Linked DNA regions of Homo sapiens: region 1 is linked to region 2. Evidence: read pairs that join two places in POLR2A ChIA-PET (ENCODE). Cell type or tissue: PC-3. All regions are shown on one strand. Each heading gives the region's core, and the rest is flanking DNA. Links, peaks and the distances in the headings are about the cores only.

Evidence for each region. ChIA-PET counts read pairs that join two places held together with the same protein. Peaks named below come from ENCODE experiments on the same cell type or tissue, not always from the same donor. Only the 100,000 strongest peaks of a DNase experiment are listed, where the experiment ranks them.
Region 1: POLR2A ChIA-PET joins it to region 2 with 9 read pairs; 1 of 35 experiments calls an interaction of 5 or more read pairs at or near these places.

Annotation. Positions count from the first base shown.
Region 1 is chr3:9,192,819-9,199,422 of GRCh38, forward strand. All of the region lies in intron 1 of SRGAP3 (SLIT-ROBO Rho GTPase activating protein 3), which reads right to left. SRGAP3-AS2 (SRGAP3 antisense RNA 2) reads left to right here. Exons shown (of 2, transcript NR_121664.1): 1 at 1-177; 2 at 908-1,635. Among named protein-coding and RNA genes, the nearest start is that of SRGAP3-AS2, 3.6 kb to the left of the region's middle. In PC-3, for the core only: no CTCF peak of the experiment used is centred there; no DNase peak of the experiment used is centred there; H3K27ac peaks cover 1,290 bases.
Region 2 is chr3:8,479,178-8,487,524 of GRCh38, forward strand. All of the region lies in intron 3 of LMCD1-AS1 (LMCD1 antisense RNA 1), which reads right to left. Among named protein-coding and RNA genes, the nearest start is that of LMCD1-AS1, 18 kb to the right of the region's middle. RefSeq lists an enhancer at 4,206-4,500. In PC-3, for the core only: no CTCF peak of the experiment used is centred there; a DNase peak (open chromatin) is centred at 4,324; H3K27ac peaks cover 367 bases.

The sequences.
Region 1 (6,604 bases), core at 411-4,410, 710 kb after region 2:
CGCCCTGGAGGTAATCGTTATAGTAACTCCAGGCTCTAACCTGGAGCTGACATGATAAGGTCAAATGTACACCTCTAGAAGACTTCCGACTGCAGAGGGGAATGGATGGGGGAGCTGAGGGAGGAGAGCTGAAGCAGGAAGACCATGGCCTGGAAAGAGATGGCTGAACCAGTCCAGGTAAGAGCTGGTGGGCCCTTGGTAGTGGGCAGTGGCCACGGCAAAGGACTAAACTCAAGAGACAGAAAATAGATACAACAAGACTTGCCAGCCAATTAGACTGTGGGGTGAGGGAGACAAGTCAAGGACGACTCCCAGATTTCTGGCCTGGGCAATTGGAGGGATGATGAAGTCAGTCACTGAAGTGAGAAATCCTGAGTGGGGAAGCTGATGTTCAGGGGCTTGAGGGAGGTTCTGACCCCCAAGCCCAGCCTGGTACTTTCACTGTGTTCATTTCTACAATTCAGGAACCATCCGATTGCTCTTTTTTCTCTCCTTGAAGCCATCCCCTTAGCCCTCTGCCCACAGTGATCACTAACTGATTGCTCCTCCTTAAAAGCCACCGAAAAGTGTGCTTGGCTGATCTCCCTGACCTCAATTTCTCTGCTGGCAGAATCACAAGAAAGGCATCAGCACCTTCTGTGAAATGGGGAGCCATGCAGAGGAGGTGCCCAGGTGGGTGGCAGGGGCCTAAATAAACCACAGCTATGCGAGGAGGTTTCAAACACCAAGTGCTGGCGGGAGATGGGGATCCTGGGCCAGACCCTGGGGAGGTGGGACTAAGATCCCTGTGACACTGGGTTGGAGTTGGGGGCAGGGTTGAAGGAAATCATGAGAAACAAAGGCTCTGGGGGCTGCACAGAACGTCTCCCCTTGGCCTGGGGCTAAGCTGCACTTTATGCATTTCCAGGTGGCGAGGAGTCCATGTCAGCTGCCGTCATCCACACCACAGATCAGACATGGCAAAGAGTGGCCAGGCCTTCTGAGTGAAGGTGATCCAACCTGTCACCAAGCCTAAGGGCAAATCCTGGCTGTGCTGTGATGGCTCCAACAACCCCAAACAGCAGCGCAGAGGCTGCAGCCGCCCTCGGAGGCAACACTGGGAAACGCTCATTAGCAGCCTTCCATTGCTCACCCGCCCCATCCCACCTCTGTGCATCCCAGATCATCAGCGAAGTGCACAGCTGGCTTCCATCCTCGGAGCCTTCCTCCTTCATTTGCCTATTCAACAGTTACAAAGGCCTGAGTTGCAAAGGGGCTTACAACCCATTCCACCCAGAAGAAAGAGAACTGAGACTGAGCAAGACAGAGAATAGGTGGAAGGGGAGATGAAACCAAGCAATCTCTAGATCCCAAATGGGGACCCTGATGTAGCAAGAGCCTCTTTTAAATCCTTTTCCAATAGGGTAATATGGAAAATAGTTGAAAGCACAAGCCAAGTGGGGCTGGAATCCCAAATGGGCCATTTACTAGCTGTGTGACTGGACAAGTAATTTCATATTTCTGGGCCTCGATTTTTCTCATCTGTAAAATAGAAAAAAAAAAACCTATGTCATAACGTTGATAAACAGATTAGATGAGCTAAGATCTAAAATGTCTTCTATTCAGTAGGTGCTCAATAAATGTTATCTATTTTTACGATTGAGTCTCTAAGTCTGGAGATTAAGGAGGAAAGTTTCACATGCTGGGTTCTGCAGGTAATACAGTGAGACATGGTTTCTGTACTCATGCTCCTAACTTAGGTGGCAACAGCTGAGAGGATAGTCTGAGGCTGTGCAGGGCTGAAAGCCTCCTGAGAGGTCATCTGATCCCCTATTTTCATGGGTGAGAAAACAGAGATGTAAAACAACCTTCTCCCAAAGTCAACAGCAAGATAGTGCCAAAGTCAACACTAGAACCCAGGGCTCCAGGCTTCTATTGTTCTTTCCCCTCCAATAAAAACCTAATGACAGGATGCCACAAGTCAGGACGTGAATAAAATTTCAAATAACTTGCCATAGAGAACACTGTGCCCTGTCCAGATCCCTGTTCCCAGGCCATGTACCATCCCTTGGCTGCTTTGGGTGGTGGCTACCAGTGGCTCACAGCTGCCCTGTCCTCTGGAGAATTGCCACCCCCACCGTCCCCACACCCAGCTGATGAGGGAGATTATACCCAGTGCTGTGTTGGCAAATGTTTAGCAGCCACTTTCTGGTGGGGTAGGAGGAGCCCTGGCTTGAGTATTTGCCACTTTCCCTGGTGTAAATATTCCCACCATGGCCGACTCCAAGCTCCCAGCAAGACATCACCGAAGGTGGAGTTGTGGAGAGATGCACATAGCTCTCCATCACATAGTGTTTCCACCATAAAGATCCAATAACCAAAAATAACTGCAAGTGCACAGATTTTTAAAACTGTAGTAAAATAATTAGGAAGTGATGACTTTTGAATATGTATTTCCATTGTTTCAGCATTATTTACTTAATTATAACTTTACATGATTTAATTGTTAATAGTGGCTCACAACGTTCCTAAAAACGTGACCACCACAAGCTCGTAAGGGTCAGGTCCAACACAACACTGGTTTACCCCCACTCCCACCCTGCCAGCCTGAGGCCAGTGACTGATGACATGAGGATACAAAAAGCTGGCTGTTCATCTCATCTAGGGGTGAGGAACAACTTGTGGTGTGATTAATAGCAGAGCTCCCATGGATCAGGCCCAGACTAGGATTACCTGAAGCCACTTCCTCCCTCAGCTCCTCCCCCTCCCCATCCTTCTGTTGCCACCTCCTTACAGGTATTTCCAGAAAGGCACACCAATAAACAGCATGCACCCAAGGCCCCGTCTCAGGCTCTATTTCTAAAAAACTCAACCTAAGCCATGCACACTGGCTCACACCTGTAATCTCAGCACGTTGGAAGGTCAAGGTGGGAGGATCACTTGAGCCCAGGAGTTCAAGACCAGCCCAAGCAACACAGCAAGACGCCATCTCTACAAAAAATAAAAAAATTAGCCAGGAGTGCTGGTGTGCGCCTGCAGTCCTCGCTAATCATGAGGCTGAGGCAGGAGGATCACTTGAGCCCAAGAGTTTGAGGCTACAGTGAGCCATGATCACACCATTGCACTCCAACCTGGGTGATAGAGCAAGACCCTGTCTCCAAAAAAAACAACAAAAAAGAAAAGAACCCAATCGAAAATACTTGTACAGAGTGAAAATTTAGGGAGAAAATTTAGAAAAGATCATTGTGGCTTTGGAGGAATCCCAGGAAGCTTTCTGCAGGAGGTGGGATCCAAAGAGTGGGTAGGATTTTGATTTGGAAATGAAAGCCAGGAACCCTCCAGACGGAGAGAGCAGTTTAATCCAGGTGAAACCAACAACCATGCATTTGACAAGTCCGTCTGCCCAGCGGGGCGGGGTTTTCCTAGAGACAAGCCATGAGCCCTGGGGACCACCCATTAAGGACTGCCAAAGTTGGAGGAGGGGGCGTTTCCATGGCTACGGTGTGATTAAGAAAGATGTGTGGCTCTCTGGCAAGGGCAGTATGGTGTGCTAGTTTGCACTAGAAACATCATCTGTACCAAAACCTTTGGAGCCAGAAGGTCGTCTTTGGATCATTTACTGCCACTGATGGATGAAAGCTTTCAGTTGTAAAAGAGTAAATACAGTATATTTGTTTTAATAGTTGTGTTTTATGTTTTCTTTGCTCTTATTTTTGCTTTTTCTTTGTTTTTAATTTTTTAATTGAGACAAAATATACATAACAAAAAATGTGCCCTCTGAACCAGCCTATCTTTTGTCTTAGAGTTACCTCCAATATACAGCATCAATGCTGACTTTTTATTTGCAGAAGTTTGTAACATTTCCCTCCAAAACAATTTGTACAGAATAGATGGATCAGTTTCAAGAAAAATATGCAGAAAATAATAAAGGTGACATAAACATGGAAAAATGCAAAGATAAGAGACAAAAACCCTAAATTTTGCAAACTAGTCCAATACTCTTATTTTAAGATAGCAAAGTTGCACCCAGATAAAGTAAGGGAACAGCCAAAGGTCAGGCAGCCAGTTAGGTGCAGAAACAGGATTAAAACCCAGGTCTTCTAATTCCCGTTTCTACATTTTCCACTCTGGCATGATTTCCATTTTAAAGAAGGAAGAAAAACAACATATTCTTTTCTAAAACACACCTCTCCAAAGTTTTCGTCCTCCCCATTCAAAGATGCACAACAGAGAACATACCAGGTTCTTTTTCACTCACGACAAGAAAAGCCACCTTCCCTTTTAAATCAGCCTCAACGATGGTTTTCAGGGTAGAAAAGGGATTCGTATAGATGACAGGGTGTACTGGCCTAAAGAGGACACAAATCCTCTAGAAATCTGTCACCCCTGAATTCATCATTCTGCTAACATCAGATGTCAATGCTAGAAAGGAAAGAAAAGTTGGCATTTTCATGCCAGCCTCTGCCTCTAGCTGTTCCACAGGACATGCCTGTCAAAGAGGTGGCCCGTTTTCCAAACTAAAATCTACAAGCAAAGTTGGTTTAAAAGTCATCCTGCTGAGAACTGTGAATTGGGAGATTGGCTCTGCCATGAAATGGCTGTGGATCTCCAGCCTCCTTTCTTAATCGCTCCAGGTCTCGGTTTACCCACTTTCAAACAGAGATAATAGTTCCTGTTTATTTCAATATCAGTTAAATAATCACTAAACGCTTGACAACTTCACAGTTTGCAAAATGTTTCTTCTCATTTTGTAGTGTCTCATTTAAACCACACAACTGTGTCATATGGGTATTATTATTTAACAGATTGGGTGACAGACTCCAGAAGACCATGTAACTTGTCTATAGTTGTGAGTGGCTCTGAAACCCAGATCCTGTGATCCCAGATCATGCATCTCAGAAGTTTAGAAGTACATCACCGGCATTTTCCAAAGCATATGCTTCAGAATCCCTGTTCTCTAACTACATTGTTATTAGTTATTACTTTCTAAAAGAGGTGTCATAATCAAATAACATTGTGTTAAAAGTTTAAAGGGCTTCCTTCACAGCCATGGGACTTTAATATGAATTGTGTATCTCCAAGAGGGAATAGAATATGAGCCTTTCCAAAACTTATTTGTCAAATTACCCAATTTAGGTAGAATCTCTTTCTTAAAAATAATATTCCAGAGAATATTTGGGAAATACAAAAACTATCCTATTGTAGTTATTCTTCATTATATTATGACTTGCAGGTAGGTTGTCTGTTGCTTTATAGAAACTAGTAAACTGTGTTATCATACAGGGCACAGGCCTTTCTATAGAGACTGTCTTTCAAGTCTGTAACAATTAGACTGGTCACAGCCTATTTGCTCCAAGGAACACTGGATGACAAGGCTTTCTGTCATTACATCTGATTTATGTTCAGATGTTTCCAAAAAAGTTGAACATTCTTTATATGTCTACATGGCCTTAGCTACATGTCTCGGGCAACCAGTATTTATTTAATGTTTGTCGTGCCTTTTATCTGTGTTTTATTATTTCTCTACATAGGCCCACTGAGTCAAGGAAGACATCTTCTTCTTCAGAGGCTGTTCAATTCCCACATGCAGTGATGAGGAAGACTGGGGTAATAAGGAAGGAATAACTCCCTCTCCTTATACAAGGTTCTGGGAAGAAACCACGGGGCCAGCTTCCTGGACTTACAATCTACCTAGCATTCAGTAGCCAGTGCTTGGTTTGGTGCTGTGCCAGTACTGTCTTGAAACTCTTAATTTTTGAAAAGGGGCTTTACCTTTTCATTTGTACAGGGCCCTCCAAATTAGGTATCCAGTCCTGAGCAACCACTGTTTAATTGTAAGCTCCATGAAGGCAAAGACCATGTCTGTCTACTCCCAGCACCTGGCATTGTGTCTAGCACAGGATGAATACGTCAATAGGTGCAAGGAAGAGGTTGCAGGGCCCAGAGGCCTTGTCCTTTCTCTCCCCAGCAAACGGGGCTAGGACTGTCCTTTCTTCTAAAGGGCATTCACATGTAAAACAGGCCCAGGCACCAAACAAGAATGAAAACTCATACACAAACTGGAGGAATCGGCCAGCACAGAAAATTAAAACCCCAGCCTGTAGAAAGACAAGCAAGAAAAGACGGGCAGCAAGCAGACACACTGTCCTCTCTCTCCAGATAATGGGACATTTTCCAGCACTTCTCGCAGCGACAGCCAATTTCAGAACAGAATCCTGACCTGAATGTGGCGCATTTTCCTTCCTGTCCCCATCCAATATCTGCCCCCCCTTCCCATCCTTTTTAAGCCAGCTATCTCCAATCCCCAGCACCTCTCAGCTGCTAAAAGCCTGAAAGGTTTAATCTCCAAGAAGGATGCTCAAGGGCTCCGTTATCAGAGTTACTTAATTCTGCATTTGCAATGGGCTTAATCATCTGCATCAGAGCACACTCCCGCGACTCACTCACACGCGCTACCTCTCTGCTCCAGCTGAAAGTTCTTCTCACTTCATCAGCACCTCAGAAGCATTCATAAATGCAAATGTGTACCGGCAGAAGTCAGGGTGGAGGGTTCGGTTTTGTTTTCCCGTTTTTCAATCACACCAATGTGCTAGCAACGCTGACTGAGATTTTTTTTTAAGCCATG
Region 2 (8,347 bases), core at 2,695-6,694:
GGGGAACTTCCTTTATAAAACCATCAGATCTCATGAGACTTATTCATTATCATGAGAACAGCACAGAAAAACCTGCCCCCGTGATTCAATTACCTTCCACTAGGTCCCTTGCATGACACATGGGGATTATAGGAGCTAGAATTCAAGATGAGATTTGGGCAGGGACATAGCCAAACCATATCACTAAGTAAAGCACAACTAAAGTAATAGGAAAATGTGGGCAAAAGAAAGGAACAGATAATTCACAAAAGAGGAAACATAGAGCCAAATATATATATATGAGTTGTTCAAAATCTTTAATGATCAAGGAAATGCAAATCAATACCACAATTTTTTTAATGTTCATTAGTTTGGAAAAAAATTTAAAACTGACAATTCCAAACATTGGACTGACTATAATCTATATATTTCCATAAGCATGTAAATTGGTGCAACCACTTTGGAAAATCAAGATACACAAGAATGTTCAAGGCCACACTGTTAACAAGAGCAACAGTCTGGTGATAACACAAAAGCCCATTCGAGGAAGAATGAATGAATAAACTGTGGGATATTCCCACAGTAGAATATTTAAGAGCATATGGCAGATACTTAGAACATAGTAAGAGTCGAAATGGATAAACTACAGAGAAATGCAACAACACAGATGGGTCTCAGCAATGTATTAAGTAAAGACAACAAGTCCCTAAAATTACCTAAAGTGTGATCACCTTTTATATAAATTTTAAAACAACTAGAATGGAATAGACACATGTATTTATGAGTATGTATAGGTGAAATAAAGTTATATAAAAAGGAAAGGTGGGGGTGACGGACATGAGACTCAGGACAATAGTATGATGGGGGGGCAGGGATGAGATGAGGGAAGAGCCCTACACTTTACAGGTAAGTTATTGTCAAAGTCTGAGATTTTGTTTTAAATTTGAGGTCATGAGTATTCATTACATGATTCAAATATGAAATTTTTAGTATGTGTATAAACCAAGAATCCTTAATTAATTAATCCTTAATTTAATTTTGTGAAGCAGAGGACCAGTGACGACAATTCCTTCTTGGTCAGGATGCTGTGCGGATGCAGAATGAACAGCCCAGCTCTTACAGAACTCCACAGCACACAGCAGGCCCACAGTAATAGGGCGGTGGTTGTTATGTGTATATGTGGCTCAAAAACAGCTTGAAGTAGGCTAAAGAAAATAAAATCATTTCACTCCAACCCCCTCTGCCTTGTGGCTTCACTGATTTTAAGAATAAATACAACCTTTCCATTCTTGAGGGGCCCATGCTTTTAAAAATTGCCTAGCTCTTGTCTGATAGATAAGACCTACTCACTTCCAAATCTCAGCAGATTTGTTTTGAACAGCGAGCTCTTTAAGGTACTGGGATGTCTCGCACTATCCTTTGCTTCATAAGGAGCTCTCACAGTTTGATCTCTGGCCCTGTCCTTTTGAACCATTTCACTTGGTCTGGACCTCAGGTTAAAAGAAAAACTGGCTTTCCACAGAGAGTGAGGGTACCTTGTTGACACGGCTCTTCTACCTGGCCATAAGTTAGAGTTTTTTTTTTTCTTTTTCTTTCCTCCTGTGCAACACAAGGAACAGAGAAGTCATTTAAGCCATATGAATTCTTGCAGGTTCAAAAAGCAAGTTGCCAGCCTTAAAAACATGTCTCTGTTTCCTTTGGCTAATCTGCAAATCCAGTAATATTTTCAGATAAGAAGGTAAACAGAGGATGGAGGAGATTAAGGAGGCCTATCTTGGGCTAGTATCTTTATAGAGCGACCAGGAGAAACAATGTTACTGAAGCCTTTCCTTTTCAGGGAAAAGAATAGTAGCCAAGCCCATAATAGCCTCAAAACCTGGGAGGGTGATTGTATTAGTCTGTTCTCACATTGCTTTGAAGAAATACCCGAGACTGGGTAATTTATAAAGAAAAGAGGTTTAATTGTCTCACAGTTCCGCATGGCTAGGAGGCCTCAGGAAACTTACAATCAGGCAGAAGGCACATCTTTGCAAGGTGGCAGGAGAGAGAATGAGAGCCAAGCAAAGGGGAAGGCTCTTTATAAAACCATCAGATCTCTGAGAATTCACTCACTATCACATGAACAGCATAGGAATAACCACCGTGCCATGATCCAATTACCTCCCACCAGGTCCCTCCCATGACACGTGGAGATTATGGGAACTACAATTCAAGATGAGATTTGGGTGGGAACACAGTCAAACCATATCAGTGATAGAGGGAGGTACTTCTCTCTGCACCTTCAAGACAAACAGGAACGCAGTGAATAGGGTGCCAGACATACTTGCACCAGATCTCAACCTCAAGGCTTAGAGACACGGAACAGTGTCAAAAAAGAAATTGGTAGTCTACAGTCAGAGCTCTAGGATGAAATGAGCTGCCTGGAGAGGGAGCAAGTTCCTCATTTAAAAAAAAATCCATTATCTTTCAGTAAGTCCTTATTTGCAAGGATGCTGAGAAACAGTCTCAAGATGTTAGAACCAGATCAAAGGTTTTAACCTAGGGCTTGAATTTGGGGAGGTAAGGGGGATGAATTATCAGAAACTGAAGGTGAAAGTTTGCATAGATTGAATGAGGATTCACATCTTCTATAATATTCTCAAAGAAGTGTGTGTTCCTAAGAAAGACAGTGAATCAATAGTATAAACAATCCTTAAGGTTGCTTCGCCCACCAAATCCCAAGACCTGGAATCATTTATGTCTTTGAATTCAGGCTGAGGTAAGTAGATATTTTGTAGGCTTAATTTAAATATGTACCTAACTAGAAAGTAGGCTCCACGAAGACAAGGATTTTTATGTTCCCTTCATTGCTCCATCACCAGGCTCTAGAACAGTGATTGACACATACTAGGTACTTGGAAAATATTTGTTGTTGAGTGGATGAATTGACCCTAGCTGAAGCCTGCATTTCTCTTGCTTAGTGTGACCCACAGACAAATTATACCCCATATGGCTGGCAGTGGAGGTGGCTGGACCTTAGCAAACACTCATCTTTGGACTTTATCTGCACCAAGTCAAGGAGTATCCCACATAATGCTACTGACAACGACATCTGCAATCGATTGTCAGTGCCTGATTATTTCATCTAATGGAGCAACTCTGAAATGTCACCCTACCCCCTACAGCAAAACAACCCTTCCCAGTCTAGAAAGGAAGGTGTTAACTGTGGCCCTGGACACCGGATTTATAAAAGGCATCCGCTGTTCCTGACTTCCAACCCTCCCATGTTGTTGATATTGAAACCTAATTGTGTTGATGTTGGTCTCCAAGGTAAACAAAGCTTTACAGGGGAAATGTTTGGACTTAGAGATTCCTGTTTGCTCCAAGTATGGATTAATGGCCAGAATAATGAACATTTTCATTCATTTCCTTTTAAAGTGCTCCTGCTAATGTAGCTAAGTGGACAGCTCAAAACAGTTCCTATTGGCCAATTATCAAAAACAGTTTCTGGAATATGACCAATGCTTCCCACACTTGTGGAATTTTCACTTAGAGAAAATCCCAAGACTTGTACCTTTATGAAGGCCCCAAGATCCTGAGGGTAGAGCAAGAAAAAAGGGGAAGTACAAGAAGGGAAAAGAGAGAGGAAAGAGAGGGATGGACATCAATTGCTGACGTGAGTGCTTATTACATGCCTGGTACAAAGTTAAGTTTTTCAAATATACGACCTCATTAAATCCTTTCGACTGCCCTAAATGAAATGTTTTCTTTTCCCTATTTTGCAGATAAGAAAACTAAGGCCCAGAGACAGTTCAAGGTCACACAGTTGAAGTATGACCATGCTGGGATTTGATGCGAAAGCCTGTGCTCTTATCCACTAGGTTGCACTGCCTCTCAAATCTTGTTCCTCTCTCTCCTTACCATATGTAGTTTTCCCCATAGTGTGAGGATGGTTTCTGAATTCAATTGTGAGTCCTCTGGCCTGGAGAGAAGACATAATGCATATATGAAACAAGTAACTAATGGTGGTAGCAGATGGTAAAGGCTGGAGATGGAAGTAGAGGTTGGTGGGTAGACCAATGAACTTGGACCTTCTCTGGAGGGCAATGGGGGCCCAGGCAGGGTTGGAAGTAGGGGAGGAGCATGGCCAGGACTGTGTGTTAGAAACAGCATGCTGATGGTGGTGTGCAGCCCACATGGGGTCCTGAACAAGACAGACACCACTGGGCTGAGGAAGTCGTCTAGCCCATGAGTGGCACTTGTGGAAGGACTGAGCCTGGCAAACCTCAGCCTCGTAACCCAGTCTGGGAAGCCAGCCTCTGTTGGGTTTGGCAAGGAGACATGTATGAGCTCAGCAGGAGGGAATGCAGAGTGTCACTGGTTTAGAGAGGAAAACGATCTGCTGAACCAAGACCACAGCTGGGCCATCCTACAAAAGGGCTTGGCAATGTGTCCAGAGCTGCCTTTGTTTTCAAACACATGTAGTATCACATCCACACTGGAGGAAGCCTCAACCTTGGCACTCAGGGGCTTACAGCTCTGAAAACAATTCCTAGGAATCTTGCTCCTCCAGGTGTGGTCCAGAGACCAACAGCATGAGCATCACCTGGGAGCTCATCAGAAATGCAGAATCTCAGGCTCCACCCAGAACCTGCATTTTAAAAAGTTTCCCAGGTAATTATTTTAAAATTGAGAATCACTGTCCCAACATAGTGAATCAGAATCTCTGGAGCTACATTTCTCAAATCTGCATAATTTCTAAGTTCACCAGATGAATTAGACACATACTAAAGTTTGGTCACCAGGCCAGGAAACCTTCGAAATGTCCTAAGAATGTCAACATTGCAGCATCTAAACTACGTTCTTCATAGGCCTCCCATACCCAGGAGTGTCACAAAAATTCCCTGTGAGCAGGCATGGGCAATATTATGATTTGACCTGCAATGTATCAACTTCTAAAAAAGGCATTGTAACAGCTTATACACAGAACAGGTGGTCAGCTAAGGAGCATAATAGAATGTGTTCTAATGAAACTCCACAACCTGCCACCCACTGAGCATGTCTCTCCATATCTGGAGGAGTTCAGAGCCTAAAACCCCACCACTGGCTTAAACTGTGCTTCTTTTTAAAAATTACAAGCTTTTTTTTTCTTGAATAAACACACACACACACACACACACACACACACACACACACACTTACACTCAGATTAAGTTTTTGATGACTTTTCAGAGCCCGCTTTTCCTAGTGGCAATTTATTAGCAAGTATTTTCAGTCTACCTCCAAAGAATATCTTGGATGTTCCAGCTCTCCACACATCCACTGCCACATCTTGTCTCATCTGCATGCCTGCAAGAACCTCCCAGCTGATCTCTCCACCTCTACTCCTGCCTTTTCTGGTCTCTACTCCACAAAGAGCTCCAAGTGCCCATTGGAAGACATAAATCAGACCATGTCATACCCCAGCCTGAGGCTAAGATCTGCCTGTATCAATGTCCTTCAGCTGCTTTAACAAATAATTACCACAAACAGTTGATGGCTTAAAACAACAGAAACAACTTATCTCCTGTTTCTGAAGGCTGGAAGTCCAAAATCCACATCACTGGGCTAAAATGAACACGTCAGCACAACTGTGCTCCTGGCTCTAGGGGAGAATCCATTCTTTGCTACTTCCAACTTCTAGAAGTTGCCAGCATTCCTTGGCTTGTGGTTGTATCACTCCAATCTCTGTCCCATGTTCACATTGCTTTGTCCTCTTCTGTCTGTGTTGACTCTCCCTCACCTCCCTTTTATAGGAACACCTGTGATTACATTCAGAGCCCACCTGGATAATCTTCCCATCTCAAGATCCTTAACATAATCGCATCTGCAAAGTCTGGTTTTGTAATATCAGATAACATTTACACGTCCCAGGGATTAGGATCTGGATACCTTTCGGAAACCATTATTTAGCCTGCCACGTTGCCTTTCCATTACACACAATAAAATCCTAAGTCTACTGTGGCCCATAATGTCCTACTGATATGGCCCTGACCCACCACTCAGGCCCCATTTTCTTCCACTTTTCTCCTCTCCCAGCCCACCCCGCCGGTCTACTTTCAGGTCTTCAAGTATGTTCCTACCCCCACAGCCTTTGTTTTTGCAGTTCCTTTTGCTTGGAATGTAATCTTGGCCTAATGTGCTGAGTGAATGAATAGCTTATTCCCACAAGCTCAGAAAAGACAATGGCAAAACTAGAAGGAGCAGCACGGCTTGAGACTAACTTTGCCTGCTTTTCAATTTGACCTAGAGAGTTTTCTGGTTAAAGATGTTTTTACCCCCTCTTTTTTTCAATTACCAAATATCCCAAAATAGCCACAGTTCTTAGTTATCTGTGGGCTCTCTAGAAGGGAGTCACTTTAGACAATTGTAGCCATCTGAACTGGATACTAATGGAAATCATGTCACATGGAACCATCTCCAGGTTTCTTGTTCTTGTACAAACAAGGCAGTCTGAGAAAGTCCAATAGATTGGCATTCCAATCTATTTTGACTTCCAGCAAGAATTTTGATGAGGCTGCTTCTTCTAGTGCTTGATGAATGCTCATTGTTGACTTTGGGCAATTTTACAAAAGCCACTGCTTCATCCTGCTCTGGAGACAGAAGGCCTGCCCATGGCTAAGTGGCCTTTACTTACCTCCTGACTCTGAGAGCAAAGCTATCATTAAATGGAATTTCTAATAGGTTATTATGATGAAAACATAAATATAAGGAGGTTCTTTTGCCCCATAAAGAAAGATGCTAACTTCTGTACAGTTATACAAATCAATATCAGCCACTATATTATAGATAGTGGGTTATCTAGAGTGACCAATTCAACTCATTCTGGTTTGCCTGGGACTTTCTCTGTTAGGATTGTAAATCCTGCATCCCGGAGAAACCCCTTAGTCCCAGATAAACCAGGACAGCTCGTTGCCCTAGTAGTAGCTACCTGGCCCTACCACTTGGTGAACTCAGGGCAAAGGGTATAAGTGGAGACCCACATAGCATAGGTCTAAATATGTAAGAGTTGTAAATCAAGCGAACACACTGTTGAATAAAAATATGTTCTCTCCTCCTACCATGACAAATGTTTTTGAAACAATTTGGCAGTTAAGATTTGAATTCCAAGTTCTTGAACTTCTCTCTGGATCCTGGTCTGTCTCCACCTACTCTTCCCACTTCTAGGTCTGTTCCACACCTCCAGGCGTCTTGCTCACATATATGCCCAAACTCCATCTATATCCCATACACAGCCAGCTCTTGGTTATTGCTTGGGCCTGGGGTAAATTGTTATGAGGTTCATCTTGGAAGCAAATAAACCCAGGAAAGAGGTGTGCTCTGCTCTGGAAGTGGGATTAAGACCCTTCAAAGACCCTGAGTGGGGACTAAGGTACTTAAAGCCCGGCCTAGAAGGAGTGGGTAGCCTAGATGAGGGCCAGAGTGTGGTCCTCAGGACTGGAGCCACTCTTGCCTGGGCATGAGGGTGATGCTGGTAGTCATCACTCGCTAGAGGCCCCTTGTAATTGGAAACCATGAAATAATTTCCAGTTTCCAAATAAACCACCAGGTCCTTCTAGGCAGAGGTTAGAGTTGTTCAATCTAGAGAAATAAAGTTGCACAAAATCTTACAGATGCCCTCAAACTACTCCTGGAAAGAACTAAGGTCCTCGCTAGAAGAAACAATTGTAGTGCAGTAGAGGAAAAAAAAAATCATGTAGCAAGAAGAAAAGCTGCTTAGAAAATGACTCTCATGCCTGGAGATTTATAAGAAAATTATCTGCCACAGAGGAGACCAAGAGCTTGACAAACTCATACTTCCAAGTTCATGTTAATGCTAAGATTTCTGTTTTCCTTCATGGGATTTACTTTGATGGATGATGCAGACGGCAGTGGAAGTATCGGTAGGTTCAAAGGACTGCCTGCTCAAAACGACTTGTCTGCTTTTGCAACCTAATCATGCAAGTGTGGTGCATGCCAGGAACTCTATGTTAAGTAAATAACAGTACAGATGATAAGAGGTGGCGTGAAAAATCATGAAAGTAGAAAGTGATGGTGTCATAGTGCGAGATAAGCTGGGTTTAGATAATGCCTCTGCAATTTACTACTGGTGGGGCTTAGGTGAGTTATTTTGCTTATGTGAGCCTTGGTTTGTTTCTAATCAAAATAGGGATCCAAAGAGTACCTACCACATAAAACTGGTATGAAGATGGATTAAGATACAGCATGTAGGCCAGGTGCAGTGGCTCACGCCTGTAATCCCAGCACTTTAGGAGGCCGAGGCAGGTGAATCACGAGGTCAGGAGATCGAGACCATCCTGGCTAACACGGTGAAACCCTGTCTCTACTAAAAATACAAAAAATTAGCCAG